2 separate regions of the Mus musculus genome follow, and region 2 is linked to region 1. The links are chromatin loops, found by intact Hi-C in ENCODE. Cell type or tissue: gastrocnemius. All regions are shown on one strand. Links, peaks and the distances in the headings refer to the core of each region. The heading gives the core; the rest is flanking DNA.

Region 1 (8,084 bases), core at 3,071-5,570:
ACCAGGAGCCAGGCTCTCCCAAGACTTCTTCCCCGTGAGCTTCTTCCTCCTAGCCAGGCAGCACCCACTGCCACCCAAACGTGCCTCTAAATCATGAGTCCGTTAATTGATTATTCCATTGATGAGCCCATAGCCAGTCGCTTCCCAAAAGTCCCACCTCTGAATCACACCTTTAATGTGTTAGCCTTTAGGGAAGACCACGTTATATCAAAACCATAGCAGGTGCTTTGTTATTGCTAGTATGTCTAAAGACTGGTGATGTTCACTGCTCCTTTGAAAGCATGTGCTCTGAGAGCTACATTTCTGGATATCAGAAAACATCCTGGGTGTGGACTCTCAAGGTCTAGCTCCCAGCAAATAAAGGTGTCCCATTAGGGCCTTCACACTTGACTTTTTGTGTCCTGCAAACATAACTGACCACTTTTTCTGTGGTGGCCCAAGGCGGGACCAAGGATGAACACAGCAGAGACTGTCTGGGGTGGAGGTTCCATGAGTCACAACCAAGAGTGCATGGGGGCAGTTGGAAAGTCAGATAGGCTTTCTCATGGGAAGTGACCTTTGGTCTGGCCTTTTCAGGATCTACAGAGACACATGAACAAGGGCACAGAACTTTCCTTTAACCAGGAAAATCCCATGTCAAGAACATGTGTAGCTCTGCTCAAGAGTTCAGAGAAGCAAAAAGCAGAAATTTCCCCGGCTGTGGGATTGAAACAGGAAACTACCCAGGAACCCTCTGCAGACGAAACCAGGGGGTTCCCAGCTCCCAGGACAGGTGGAGGCTTTCACAAGAAACATTTCTGGGTTCAGCTTCCACCTGCGTTCCCGCCTCTTGAAAGTAGAAACTCCAGGAGACTGCTGGGCACTCGCTGGTTTGCGGTGAAATGATAGCATCTGTACCTGGTGTGGATTTGCCCTCTGGGAACCATTTGTTGGCTGCATGAAGAAATCTTTCCAAAATTGATAAGGATTGGTCATGTCTTTCTGTGCTTGACGTGTGCATCTCCAAACAGCCCTAGCGTCTGCATTCCAGAAAGGACAGACCTTCTGACCCCAGTGGTGACAAAATATCTTCACTGCCTCGAGCAGGTAGAGTGCCACATCCCTGGGCTCTTCCGGTGTGTATAAAGCTGCCTGGAGGTCTTAGCCAGAGCTAAAGTCACGTAGAATAGGGATTTGTTCCCTCCAAGGGGACCTGAGCAGGAAGGATGAGACTCATATTGGTGGGGGGGTGGGCTGAGAAAGCCCTCTCCTCTGAGGGCTAACACAGGCTGGACCCTCATCAGTAATGTGTATTTCTCTGCTACTTCCAGCACCATTACAGGTGTTAAAGTCTAAATTCCAACACCCTGAGAATGTGTGTAAAGGAAATCAATCAATCAATCAATCAATCAGTCAATCAAACAAACAAACAAACAAAATAAAGAGGTCAAATGCATGGACCAGAATCTAAGAGGCAGGTGCTGATGCCTTCTTTAAGAAAAGATGACTGGGACACAAAGAATGGCAGGCAGAGACTCAGAGATGATGAGAAGAGACCAGCTCTGCCTGTGTTTTGATCAGGGCCGTGCAGGCTTCAGAGCTTAAGGGAAAGCATCCCTGTGGTGGAATAGCCCAGCCAAGATACCTTGTTAGTCAGACTAACAGGTGTCAGTGAGCACCCGTGCTCTGTCACAAGAGGAAGGATGTAGCCACTGGTCAGAGTCATATGTTAGAAAGGCCCTGTCACTCCCCAGGCATTGTGGAGTACTGGGTAACTAGGCTCCTACTGGGGACAAAAAGCCAGGTTTGAGTGGGGTTTCCCAGCAGCCCATGGTCTACTTGCTGATGTCATGGGCTGCCTTACAGTAAGCAGTGTTTGCTGGGGCACATTTGGACTCCCCAGAACTGCAGTCTTCATCAGTTCTTCAAATGGCTCTAGGCTACAGGGAGATAAGTGGTGTTGTGAGACACCCCCACCCCCACCCCCTGCACAACCACGTGGGAGGGGAGGGGGAGGGAGAGGCACACCTAAGCTCCTGTTTCCACAGAGAGCCAGAACCAGCATCCAGTACAGATGGAGTCAGGTCCCTCACACACTACTGCTTGTGTGTGCAATGTGATAGCCCCTCAGGGGACCTGAGTGGCCACTCAACTTTCTCATGGCTTCCTCAAGCATAGCCACTCCAGCAGCCTTTCTCTCTCAACAGATGAACTGCTGGGCGTACCCCATCTTGTCTCACACGCCTGCCTTGCTCGCAGTGTAACCCACTCTTCTTTAAAGCCACAGTCGAAGAGGCATCTCAGCCTCCTCTGTGGCCGGATAAAATGGACAGACAACACAGAAGTCCTTGGTCTGCTAAGCCGGAGGTTTTGCACTCTGTTACCTGATTGAAGAAATACGATGGGTTTGGTTTCATTCTTGCCGAGGTGATTGTAGTCGTGAACCTCACGTTAGGCTTCTCCTCAGGTCACAGTCTCACAGAGCCAATCAAGGCAGATTAATCAAAGTGGTTCACCTTGCAGATGCCACCCCTTCCTCTCTATGCTTGTTCCAGCCTGGGCACCTAACTAGGCAGTCCTAGGCCTCCTGAGGGTTTGCCTGGCTGGACAAGTTCATTCAATCCATGATGGCAGCCTTAAAAAAAAAAAAAAAAGCCACACAGACACTTCTTGAGTCTCACGGGCCTCCAGCGGGTCTCTTGGTTTCGGACACTCTTCCTAGTTTTCACACCAAAAATATGAATGGAGCTGCAGCTGTGGTGTGTGGCTCTGAGGGCAGAGCAGACAGGGTCTTCTGACCCCTCACGTCTTCTCCCTATCAGCCTCTCATCCCAGTCCCGTGCTGATGAGTCCAGCTGCCCTTCCAGTGCATGTAGGGGTCTGCAGGTTTGCTTGCGTACAGTGTGTATGCATCTCTGTGGTGTGAGGATGCCTCAAGTTCAGAGTTGCTCAGCTTCCTTCTGGGCTAGGTCTGCCGCTGTTCAAGCTTTTCTCATTGTGGTTCTGCTCTATCCTTTACCTGGAGATATACCAAATATGAAGAATATACTTAGGATGGGAAGAGAGGCCCCTTGGTCTTGCTAACCTTATCTGCCCCAGTACAGGGGAACTCCAGGGCCAAGAAGTAGGAGTGAGTGAGTAGGGGAGCAGGGCCGGGGGAGGGTATAGGGGACTTTTGGGATAGCATTTGAAATGTAAACGAAGAAAATATCTAATAATTTTTTTTTAAAAAGAATATACTTAGGAGCAGTTCTGGGTTAAAATTTTGGAGGTGGGTGGGTGGCCCCATCCCTCAACCAGGAGGCCATGCCTAAACTCTGGATATGGTCTTGACAGGTTCTCCCTCCCCTTTGTGGGGTATTTTAGCTAATGTCATCCCTGTAGGGTCCTAGGAGGTTTTTGCTTTCCTGGCATATGGGGCTTTCTGGTTGCTACCCCCAATTCCCCATCCCCCACTGCTACACTCCTCTGCTCAATTTCCTGACCCTCTGTATATCATCCTCGTCTCCTCCCATACCTGATTCTGCCCCTCTTTTCTCCTCCCCGTCTTCTCTTCCTCCCAAGTCCCTCCCACCCTCTACCTCTCTTGATTATTTTGTTCCCCCTTCTAAGTAGGACAGAAGCATCCATTCTTTGATCTTCCTTCCTCTTGAGCTTCATTTGGTCTGTGAGTTGTATTGTAGGTATTCCACAACCTTTGCCTAGTACCCACTTACCAGTGAGTACATACCATGTGTGATCTTTTGTGACTGAGTTACCTCACTCTGGATATTTTCTAGGCCACCCACCCATCTCCAGAATTTTAACCCAGAATTGCTCCTGTCTAAAGGAAAAACAGGGGAAAAGAGTGGAGCAGAGACTGAAGGAAAGGCCATCCAGAGACTGACTGCCCCATCTGGGGATCCATCTCACATGCATACACCAAACCGAGACACTATTGCAGATGCCAAGAAGTGCTTGCTGACAGGAGGCTGATACAGCTGTCTCCTGAGAGGCTCTGCCAGATCCTGACCAATACAGTTGCGGAGGCTCACAGCCAGCCATTGGACTGAGCACAGGGACCCCAATGGAGGAGTTAGGAGAAGGACTGAAAGAGCTGAAGGGGCCTTGTCTGGCATCAATGGGAGAGGAGGCCCTTGGTTCTATGAAGACTTGATACTCCAGTGTAGAGGAATGCTAGGGCAGGGAGGTGGGAGTGGGTAGGTGGCGGGGGGGGGGGGGGGGGGGAGCACCCTCATAGAAGCAGGGTAAGGGGGATGGAATAGGGGGGTTTGCAGAGAGGAAACCAGGAAAGAGGATAACATTTGAAATGTAAATAAATAAAATAAAATAACACAATAAAACAAAAAAGAATATGAACATAAAAAAAGAATATACTTAAATGTGCAAGCACACACACAAACACACACCCCAGACTTCCCTAACAGCCTAGCAAACACGCAGTTAGCAGCTAATATTGCCACAGATAAAGTCTGGCCTTTAGAACCTGAAGTGGAGATCCAGGATACACCCTGAGGCACCCAGGCATGCAACTTTAGACTGCCCCCAAGGGGAAGTACCAGATTGGCTTTCTCAATACTTTGGGTTCATCCTATGCCCCCTGGTGGCAGAAACAGAGCATGGCGGGCACACTGTGAGAAGGCAGCAGATTCTCCTTGGTTAGCCGTATTTTTAGTGTAATTGGTTGACTATTGTAGTTGTGATGGTAATGTAATATCAGCTTGTAGCCTGGCAGTGTGCTGGGGAAGTCTTCTATAAGCCTCCTTTCACAAATCAGTTACAACAGGCTGAGCAGCTAAGACAACTTTCTGTATTGTAAATGACTAGGATTTGGTTGCAAGCACCCAGCCAGCAGTTCATAACCATCTGTAACTACAGTTCAGAGGATCCAAGGCCTGTTTTGGGGCCCTCACACCTATGTCTATACAGTACACATATGTGTGCTACACACCGGTACTGCACACACTTGACACATGCAGACAAAACACTCATATACATAAAATAAAAAATAAATTTATTTTTTTTTCAAGACAGGGTTTCTCTGTGTAACCTTGGCACTCTTGGAACCCTGTAGACCAGGTGGGCCTCAAACGCAGAGATCTGCCAATGTCTGCCTCCTGAGTGCTTAGGTCAAAGGCACGTGCCGCCGCCACCCAGCTAAAATAAATTTAAAATCTTAAAAAAAAATACTCTAAGAACTTCATTGGATGAATTTCCATATATAGACTAGAAAGCTGTTTCTCAGGATGAGTCACACAGCTTAGGAAACAGGCCAGAACTTCACTACAGGGCTAATCCCTTGCTCTTAGCCACTGACCCCACGAGGCAACAACAACAGTATTTCTCTAAAGCGAGCTCTGTGTGGATTCTTTGCAAAGAAAATTATTTTTAGTTAATGAAGTCTACTGGGGTATAGCTTAATGGTACAGTACTTCACTGGCTCAACTTAGAGCAGTGGAATGAAAAGGATCCTCCATTTGAGAGACTGAAGTAGTGACACAGTAGAGATGGTGACCTTTGACAGCCCAGGGCAGACCCTGCAGAAGCCCAGGGCTCCCATGGAGAAAGCCAGTCCAGGGACACACTGGGGCTCCCACAGAGAGAGCCAACTGAGGGCACACTGCTCTCTCAGCTGCCCAGGCTAGTCTTGAACTTACTCTGTACCCTAGGCGGGCACTGAATTTGTGATCCTCCTGCCTCAGCTTCCTGAGTAGCTGAGAGTACAGACCTGAGCCACCAGACCTGGCCATTTTCTTAGATCACCACCAAAAAATAAACAGAACTAAACTGTCAGGAAATGCCTCCTGACAAGACACCACGTTCATTCATCACTGGGATATCACAGCCGGGATCACAGCTGATCCAAACACTTCAAATAGACTGCAGGATCTGTCTGGTCCATAACATGAGTGAAGGACTTTGGCAGCATTGCAACTGCAAGAATCCAGTGACATATGAAGCTGGGGATTCAGGCAAAGACATCCTGGGCTATGTGCCTGCCATGTAGCCACCACCAGAGAAACTCTTACACATCAAAAATAAGTTAGTAAAGATCACCCAGAGCTGAGCACAGTGGTGGTAGAATAACATCCCTTTAATCCCAGCACTCAGGAGGCAGAAGCAGGTGGTTTTGATTTGAGGACAGCCTGGCCTACAGAACAAGTCCTAGGCCAGTCAGTGGTACACAGTGAGATCCTGTCTCTAAAAGTCAATCCCCGCCTCCACCAGGGGTGGGGGAAGTGTTAGTGCTGGAGAGAGAGATAGGTCAGCACTTAAGAGCCCTTTGCTGTTCACCCAGGGGTCCTGAGCACCATTCTCCATATTGGTACAGCAGTTCACGACTACCCATGACTCTAGTTCCTGGGATCCGATGCCCTCTCCTGCCCTCTGTTGGCACCAGTCATGCATACGATGCGCCCATGTACACACAGCCAAAAGTCATACACATAAAACAAAAAAGTAAAAAAAAAATTTTTTTTTAATTCTTCAGGCTGGACAGGTGGCTCAGTGAGTAAGTAAGGTTCACTTGCCATCCAAAATTGAAATTCAAATCTCAAACACCTACGTCAAAAGTAAAGCACTGTGGTGTGTGCCTCTTGAGAAGTTGTTGTGATAAAAATTCTGACCCAACCCAACCTGGAGAGGAAAAGGTTTATTTCATCTTGCACTTTATAGTCACTGAGTAGGGCCGGAACCTAGAAGCACGAACTGAAGAAATGCTGCTCTCTGGCTCCCTCCTCATGACGGGCTCAGCCTGCTTTCGTAGACATCTCTGGACTGCCTGCTGAAGGTGGCACTGTCCACTGTGGACTGGGCCTTCCGACATCAATCACTACTCAAGAAAATGCCTAGGGTTGCCTATGGGCCAGTATTGTGGAAGCATTTTCCCACCGAGGTTCTCTTCTTCATATGACCCTAGCTTATGTTACAATGGCCAAGGTGGCTCTGTGTGTGTGTACTTAATAAAATAGTGCAACTTTTAAGCTATGTATCAAACATCTTTCTGGGGTTTTATTTCATCTTATTCTGTTCCTGACATCTGATATTTGTCTTGATGGTTCTCATTCTCCCAACATCCTAGACCCAAACCAAGTTCTACAAGCCTCAGTACAAGATACTCTTCCTATCTAAATGTCTCTGCTTTGCCTTGATCTCTGGAATGCTAGAAGCCTGGGGTTGATCGCACAAAGCACCATGCTACCTGACAATGCTGTCTGGATCCTGCTCAGCAGCGAGGGCATCCTCTCTGATCACAGCAGGACACAGTGACCACAGTGAATGCTTATTGCCTTGAAATAGCTGTTCCCTGGGTACCGTTCAGGATGTCCCGTGTCATAATGAAAGCTATATAGACAAGTCCATGAAGACAGAAGCAAAGATGGAGTAGTCTAGCCATGAGCCATGGAAATCCCAGGCTCACCGGAAGCTGGATGAAACAGGAGCCCTGGAGAGAGCATGGTCCTGACTACACCTAGAGTTTAGAACTTCATCTCCCAGGCGAGCAGGAGCATGAAAATCTCACTTTAAGCCACCCTGTTTGTGGTGTATTGTTATTGGCAGCTGTGAGAACTTCCTCAACACATCCTCTACTGCTTTTCCGCTGGCAAAAACCACAGGTGTTTACATACAGATTGCCATTGCTATAGAGATCTGAACATTTCTCCTTTTTTATGTTTAATGTCTCATAACTTTGAAATTATAATTTACTAATTGTTTAATAAGTTATTAAATCACAAACACGTTTATTCTGCACTCCAGTGCTAGTGTCTCTGTATTTCCATACAGTAATTCATCCACTCTTTGCTTTACTTTAGGCATTTACAAACATTATTCCAAGGAAATGTCCCGCTGGCTTTACCAGAACTCTATCCACACACAGTACAGTTCTCACCTCAAAGGGAATAAGAAGTAGTTAATTCTGAAGGCAAAATGCATGACTAAGGCCTGTGAAGATGGATTCAAGTTGCCCCAAATACTGTTCATACATGGCATGTTCTTATAAGTACAGGAAAAACCCCTAAAGCTCTTCCAAATCCATTGGTGGAGGCATGTTTACCTGTGTTACAGCAAAATGGGGACATGTCTGCTGTGGGTCTCACCATGCT
Region 2 (8,084 bases), core at 2,706-5,205, 200 kb before region 1:
TGGGCAGTGGTGGCACATGCCTTTAATCCCAGTACTTGGGAGGCAGAGGCAGGTGGATTTCTGAGTTCGAGGCCAGCCTGGTCTACAGAGTGAGTTCCAGGACAGCCAGGGCTACACAGAGAAACCCTGTCTCAAAAACCAAAGAAGAAGAAGAAGAAGAAGAAGAAGAAGAAGAAGAAGAAGAAGAAGAAGAAGAGGAGGAGGAGGAGGAGGAGGAGGAGGAGGAGGAGGAGGAGGAGGAGGAGGAGGAGGAGGAGGAGGAGGAGGAGGAGGAGGAGGAGGAGCAGCAGGAGGGGGGAGGGGGAGGGGAGGAGGAGCAGCAGCAGGAGGAGGGAGGGGGAGGGGAGGAGGAGCAGCAGCAGCAGGAGGGGGAGGGGGAGAGGGAGGAGGAGGAAGAAGCCCTAGAAAGTAAGTTGTTTTTGCTGGCAGCTCTGCCTTGCTGGAAGTCAATATCTACAATGCCAAGAAGATATTTTCATATTATCTCTTCACTTGTAAAACCATCAGTACCAGTTTGGGGAAGGAATGTGTTGTGCTGTTGGAGGATTGATGGGTCTTGCAGGAAGTATGGGCTTTCACTGGCCCACTTGTGTCTCTTTATAATTTGCATGTTGATGTTCTAAGTCTTGGTCCTTAAGAACATGTCTGTTTTAAAAGACACCACTCTTAAAGGGACAGCTAGAGAGATTCTTAGAGGGTCTCCTGGTTCAGCATGACTGGTCTCATGGTGGGACACTAGGACAGAGACACCCAGGTGGAGGATCCTGAGAATACAAAACGAGAAGAAGGTGGCTTACACAAGCCAAATACGCCCACTCTTCATCTCAGACTTCTACCACAGGAAAAGCAGACTTTATTATCCAAACACCCAGTCTATGGTACTTGCTACAACCTCCCTTGCAAGCTAATCCAGACCAAGCTGTCACTCCCACCATGCCCCAGAGATTTCCTGCTCTGCCCCTTTAACAAGTGGGGGAGATTTGGGTTCTGTCAGGACAGTCTCTGTACTAACCTCACCCTTAGACTAGAGGTCAATACTTTTTTTTCTGTAAAAAGTCTGTCAGTAAGTATTTTAGGCTATGAACGAATGAATGCATGAATGAATGAATGAATGAATGAATGAATGAATCTCACAAAGCCTGGGATGACCTCATCCTCACTAGGTAGCTGAGAATGACCTCAAACTTCTGATCTTCCAGGTCAGCCCCACTGCTGGGACTACAGTATTGATATTGTTAAGCTCTGAATGCCAACAGGTAAAAAGAAAGCATTGTTATGCAGGTTCTTGTATAATAGCATACAAGAATTAACGGGCTATGCTTGCAAATGAGGTACATTGTAGCACATTTTTGGTAACAGCAAAAAACGAAAAGAGAGTCCAAGGGTCAAGGGACAAATACATCTGTGAAGAAAACATGGTGTGTATGCCTTGAGAGAGAAATTCATTCTGATGTATGCTACAACATGAATGAACCTTAGAGATACATTAAGGGAGAGAAGCCAGCCAGAGTTATGTGAACCCCTGTCTGTGAGGTTTGTAGAATATATAACATTTTAAAGATAGAAAGTAGAGCAAGGTGAGCTGGGCGTGGGTGGAGTGGAGGGTTGGGAATGCAAGTGAAATGGGTCTCAGTATGGGATGATGAAAAGATTTGGAAACACCAGAAGTTGTTGTTGCCTGACATCATGAATGAATTTAATGTTGAAGAACTGCACACATAGATTGGTTAAGACAGCAAGCTGTATGCATAGTTTATGATAATTCCCCAAAGTTAAAGAAATGAAAGCAACCAAGGAAGGGAGCTATGTTTGTAGCTCAGTTTGCTAGAGCCTTTGCCTGTCAAGCCTGAAGCCCTGGGTTTAATTCCCAGAAACTAGGTGTGGTGGTTCATGCCTGTAATTCCAGCTCTCAAGAGGCGGAGGTAAGAGAGTCAGGGTTCAAGGTTACTGTTCCAGCTTGCTCTCTGTGGCCGTGACAAACACTAAGGCCAAACACAACTTGGGAAGGAAAGCGTTTGTCTGGCTCACAGGTTGCCATCTACCTTGAGGGAAACTAGGACTGCAGTTCAATGCAGGAACTTGAAGCAGAGACCATGGAGAAGCACTGCTTACTGCCTTGCTTCCCATGGCTCACTCAGTTATCCTTCTTATACAGCCCAGGCCCACCTGCCCAGGGATGGCACTGCTCCTATGCCAATTAGTAGTAAGGAAAATGCCACTGCATGTCTTTGCCAATCTGATGGAGGCAATGCTTCAATTGAGGGTCCCTTTTCCCAAGTATGTCACATTGATAAAATTCCCCTTCACAGCTACATGAGGAGCTTGGGGCAAATATGGAATACAAGAGAACCTGTCTCAAAAAGAAAAGCCAAAGAATAAAACATCAGGGCATGGTCAGATGGGTCATGGGGAGGGGCAAGTGTGTGCCATTTGTTTATCCAGTCTGTGTTACATGGCTTAGGTCCTCCTTCCTCCCCTTATTACCCTAACAAGTGAGGGATCTGCTTTAGAGTAGACAGGACGGACGCTGCAACTAGTGTCACCTGCTACCTGTGCTCTACCAAGTATCTGGGATGGCCCCTTTGTCCAGCCTGAGTGCATCTGAGTGTCCATCTGACCTGAAGATGTGCTGCCCACTCTCAAGGTGTGTCACTAAGGCAAGATGTCCCCGACCAATTGAATAGATGTAAAACTGGTTCTGGCAGCCTCTTTCTTTTTATGGTTTACAGGACTCTAATATTCAGATGTGATCTGTGAAGAGTGTCTGTCACTCTAGCTGTAAAATACAAACAAATAAACACACACAAAAAACTTACCATCTTATTTTCATGATGTACAAGGACAACTGCCTGCTTGGAGGTGATTGTGAGACATCTCCACCCATCAGACTGTCACTCACTCATGGAAGCAAACATAAAACTAAAACCTCAGACCTTTTGTGAGATTCATATGGTCACAAAAATCACTGTCATGTCTGGGTGAAGAAAGGATGCTGATACTAATACCCTATAATGCCCGGGGTGGCAAAGGGCTGATGTTGTCTGTAAACTTCTCAGTGTCCCAAGACAACATGTCTGCCAATCTGCCATCACAAAGGTGGAGAACAGAGGACTCAAGATTTAGCACCTTGTTATTGCACCTCCCACAACATGACATGTTTGTATTGCTCTAAAATCACAGCAGACCAAGAACATAAAAGAGCCACAGAATAGGGTGAGCTGGTGCTACATACAGAGAAAACAACGGGGATGCATGTTTTTCTGGGAGTGTCTGTTTCTGAGCCTCAGTCCTCTGAAACAAAGTTTCCATAAGAACAAGGGTTTAAGGTTAAACAACAGAAGAACCAAAGGAAGGCGGAGAAACCAGCCAGCTGTCCAGTGTATCTGGCATAGTCAGATCAAGCCAGAAACATGGAGGGATGTTTACTCCAAAAGTATCCAGGATGGATAAATCCAGAAGTTTCTTGACTACTCCAAGGAGCTCTGCATAATAAGGAATAGACTTGGTTGTGAAATTACTTCTTTGGGGTAGGGTGGGGTTTGAATAGGAATAAGGCTGGGGATGTATGTATGCATGGGTAACCAGGACACATAAATCCATGAGTTTCTTTTTTTTTTTATTATGTATTTTCCTCAATTACATTTCCAATGCTATCCCAAAAGTCCCCCATACCCTCCCCCCCCACTTCCCTACCCACCCATTCCCATTTTTGTGGCCCTGGCGTTCCCCTGTACTGGGGCATATAAAGTTTGTGTGTCCAATGGGCCTCTCTTTCCAGTGATGGCTGACTAGGCCATCTTTTGATACATATGCAGCTAGAGTCAATCCATGAGTTTCTTGACCACTGCAAGGAGCTCTGCTGGAGAGAGACAAGATTAGACAAGGGGTTCCGCTAGGGGGCAATAGAGTCCTGTGTCTAAAGGCACAGGTTCTGCCTCAGCTGGTTTCAGACTCATTTTCTCCACTTTACAAAGGTGACCTCAAAACCTTTCTTTCTTAGGCTCTAACTTTCTTGGGCTCTAGGCTCTTCATCTGTAAGTGGAAAACTTATAATAGTATGGATAATATAATATTGATTGTAGATGATAGTAGGTGTGGACATACATGTAAATATTCCATATTAGATAGTATCTAATTTACTATTTATGTGACTAAGGGAAGGGATGGCCACCCTTGCACATATGCACTGGAGGGCTTCAGGGCCAAGGGTAACTGGTAGGTAGGAATCCACTGAGCGAAGCCTGGCCAGTGTTACTCACCAAGGTGAGTTGAGATAGGCCTCACAAGGGGAACAAGGGGACATGTGACAGATCAGGTGTGAGGGAGGGGGCGCCCTCCTGTTTCTCTAGCTTTAATTTTTATCTAGTCCATTTAAAAATATTTAAATGTGGTAAATAAAATTTGCCATCCAAGCGTTTTAAGTGCTGAGCTGGGTGGCATTAATTACATTCTTATCATTGAAACCTGAGGCTGGAAACAGTGGTTCACCCCTAGTTACCTACCTCTGCCTGCCATGTCTCCCATTTCAGAGATTCTACAACCTCCCAAAACAGTGTGCCACACACTAGAAGCCAAGTACTCAAGCACGTGGCCTGTGGGGGACGTCTCACACTCAAATCATGCCAAGCACCGACACACAGTACACACCCAGCCCCATTGCTCCGACAACTTTAAGGATGGTTGCTAGCTTGTATGTGTGGCTGAAAATCCCAACAGATCAGCTCTCTCTCTCTCTCTCTCTCTCTCTCTCTGTGCCTCTAAAAGTAGTAAAATGTAAAGTAAATCACCCGGAAGAGAACACCTTTTATTATGTAAGTGGAGACTTACTGTACAATAAAAGGTGTGAGCCTGTGCGCAAGCGTGTGTGCGTGTGTGTGTGTGTGTGTGTGTGTGTGTGTGTGTGTGTGTGTGTTTCTCACCAGCCTCCTTCCCTCACTGACAATGCCTGCAGACATGAATGTACCTTGTCCCACTTAGACTTCAAACAGGTGAGTGATGTCATCAATACAAACAGACGTATGGTGGAGGTAAAGGAAGGTGAGAATGCATTTCTGCTTTCTCTGTGTTATTACAGCCTGAGGACATCTCTGGGAGAGCAGCTTGTCTCCCCCAGAGAACCATGCTGCTGTGCTGTTGCTCCTTCAAATGGCAGGATCTCTCTGTTCTAGGTGCTCATTTCTAGCGTCGACTCTAGAAACAAACTATCCCTTGAGTGTTCTTGGAGAAATGGACTTGATACACTTCCTTGCTCAGAGAGAGTGATGTTACTGATGGTAACAGCAACAGCAGGAAGCACGTGTGTGTGAAGGCAGTTATGAGTGTGTGCTTTTAAATGTTTGTTAATGTATTTAAATGCCCAGGAAAGTCCCTGGAGGCAAATATTCTCATTACCATCACTCCCCTGACCCAAGAGAGAGAACCCAGGGCCCAAAGGTCCACCCCCTCCTAGAGGAGCTAATGGAACCTGATGTCTGCTGAGAGAAGGACAGTCACTTTTCTCTGGGGTCGTGGCTATTGGCAGAGAGCCTGTGGATGCCCTATTGGGTGACCCCACCCTCCTGAGCACTCAGGGTGCCACTAGTGAGACTCGGGGATTGTTAAGGAACAAGAAGAGAAAAGACCATGAAGTGGGAGGGGGTCAAGGGGCGGGGACACTAAGAGAAGCTGGAGAGAGTGGTGCTAGCGAGATGTGATCATAATATACCATATAAGTATAGGACATTTACAAGGGAGAGATAACAGGGGCTGAAGAGACAGCTCGCTGATTAAGAATATTTGCTGATTTTGGAGAGGATCCAGGTTAAAAATAAATAAATCTTTAAAAAATAGTAAGTAGAGATGTCACTTTAAAAAAGAAAAATAAAAAGAGCAAGTGAGGAAACAGAGGGGAGGAGGGGTTCAGAAACTCTAGGGAGCACTGTAGGGTCTGGCTAGGGAGCACTGTAGGGTCTGACTAGGGAGCACTGTAGGGTCTGGCTAGGGAGCACTGTAGGGTCTGGTTAGGGAGCACTGTAGGGTCTGGCTAGGGAGCACTGTAGGTCTGGTTAGGGAGCATGGGGCTTGGGCTGGAAGCTAGGCCCCAAGCATGACACCTCCAGTGCACACACTACCTTGCTCTCCAGGAGAACATTCTGACAGTATGGCAAGGTACATGAACAATATACATGACATAATTACCTGTTTATATCTTATGTGTGTAACACCCATCTTTAAGACAATTAAAATATGACACTGATATTATTATATAAATAATTTCTTTTTAATATCACTATTGAGGCACTGACTTTTTCAGATTTGGTGTGCTGGAATTCGTGCTTTGTTTTTTTTTGTTGTTTGTTTTGAGACAGGATCTTATGTAGCCCAGGCTGGCCTCGAACTTCCGGTCCTCTTGCCTGTACCTGCTGAGTGCTCTAATCACAGGTAGGTGGCATTACATCCTGAGGTGTCAGGAATGGGATCAAAGGCTTGCTAGGCAAACGATCTACCAACTTAGCTTCATGCCCTGTCCTGAGCGGGAAATGATATAAACTAGTAGAAAAGAAAGTTCTAATGTGTCTTTGCTTGGACTCACTTTTTCCAGGGTCTTATTATGTAGCCCAAACTTGCCTTGAACTCTTTTTGTTTTGTTTGGGACAGGATATCTATGTGTATGTTTCCCTGGCTGGCCTAGAACTTGCTATGTAGGTGAGGCTGGTCCCAAAGTTATCATCTTACCTCTATCTCCCTCTCGAGGTGCAGGGATTTCAGCTGTGCACCGCTACTCCTGGCCTTATCTGCTTCATTCTCCCCAAATTCTTGGGATTACAAACAAGCACAATCATGTTTGCTTTGAAATAATAATACCTTTAAAATTCAATACCTTTTATCTTTTTTTTTTTTTTTTTTGGTTTTTCGAGACAGGGTTTCTCTGTGTCGCTCTGGCTGTCCTGGAACTCACTCTGTAGACCAGGCTGGCCTTAAACTCAGAAATCCGCCTGCCTCTGCCTCAGGAGTGCTGGAATTAAAGGCGTGCGCCACCACACCCGGCTACCTTTTATCTTTAAAACGCAGGTAGATTACTTTCCTTGCCAATCCAACCTTTGGATTTCTTAACAGATGGAAGTGGAGTCCCCTTTTTCTTCCTCTAGAAGTTGAGAGTCAAGGATTAGCTAGAGTTCACTGGGTACCATCATGAATGCATCTGGATCAGTGGCTGTTAAACCTCTAGTCTAGGTAAACTCATTTAAACTCCCTAGTGTCAGAGTAATAAGGAAAAACTGGAGAGGATTCAAAATAACATGAGCGTGTGATCAAAAGATTGGAAAGTCGCAGAAATATTTATTCTAGAGAAGAGAAGGCTGTGAGGTGTTCAGAAAATCAAGGATACCGCATGAATGCTGGGGTCATGGTGAGCAGTGGATTGGCTTTGCTGGAGACCACTGTATGAAACAAAAGCCAAGTCAAGAAGACTCAGTGCCAGGGGCATAGTGATCATCAACAACAGAAGTCACAGCGCAGAGGCCAGGAGGGCACATGGGTGACCAGGGAAGGTCAGTTAATGTCAGACCCCATCTTTTGCATACATACACACTGTCCTTGGACCCCACACTGAGTCTTCCCAGTTCTACTCTCCACGGGGCAGGTTGCCCAGGGAAAAATCTAACTTACAAATGTGGGTGCTGGCTCTATGGAAGAGCATTCCCTAGCATCCCCAGAACAACAAAACAAAACAACACACCAAACATCTGCTGGCTCACAATGGCTGTTTGTTATTCCTTTGTTTCTTCTTGGCTGTTGGCCAGGTTCTCATTGTGTGACCACTCCTTTATAGGACCTGCATCCCAACAGAATAAGGAGCATTTGACAAATCCAAGAATCAGGCTCTCAGGTTTTTAATCAGTTCCACATTTTACACACATATGACATCACTGTTATATAAAGGAGACTCTCACAGCAGGCTTGCCAAGACTCTTTTGGAACATAGTTCATCTCTCCACACTTCTGTACATCCATGAGCCACAGGAATCGAAGGGTCCAGGACCCAGCCCAGAGAAAATTTTGAGTTAGTACTATAGAAAGCTGAGGGCAGCCCTGTCCAACTGCAG

The links. Peaks named below come from ENCODE experiments on the same cell type or tissue, not always from the same donor. Only the 100,000 strongest peaks of a DNase experiment are listed, where the experiment ranks them.
Region 2: it touches region 1 in a loop (8-fold over the local background); 31 of 42 quality-filtered maps call a loop at or near these places.

Annotation. Positions count from the first base shown.
Region 1 is chr14:122,056,317-122,064,400 of GRCm38, forward strand. No RefSeq gene overlaps it. Among named protein-coding and RNA genes, the nearest start is that of Timm8a2, 26 kb to the left of the region's middle. In gastrocnemius, for the core only: a CTCF peak has its summit at 4,580 (motif pointing left); DNase peaks (open chromatin) are centred at 3,980 and 4,564; H3K27ac peaks cover 184 bases.
Region 2 is chr14:121,861,470-121,869,553 of GRCm38, forward strand. No RefSeq gene overlaps it. Among named protein-coding and RNA genes, the nearest start is that of Ubac2, 13 kb to the right of the region's middle. In gastrocnemius, for the core only: a CTCF peak has its summit at 3,905 (motif pointing right); a DNase peak (open chromatin) is centred at 3,894.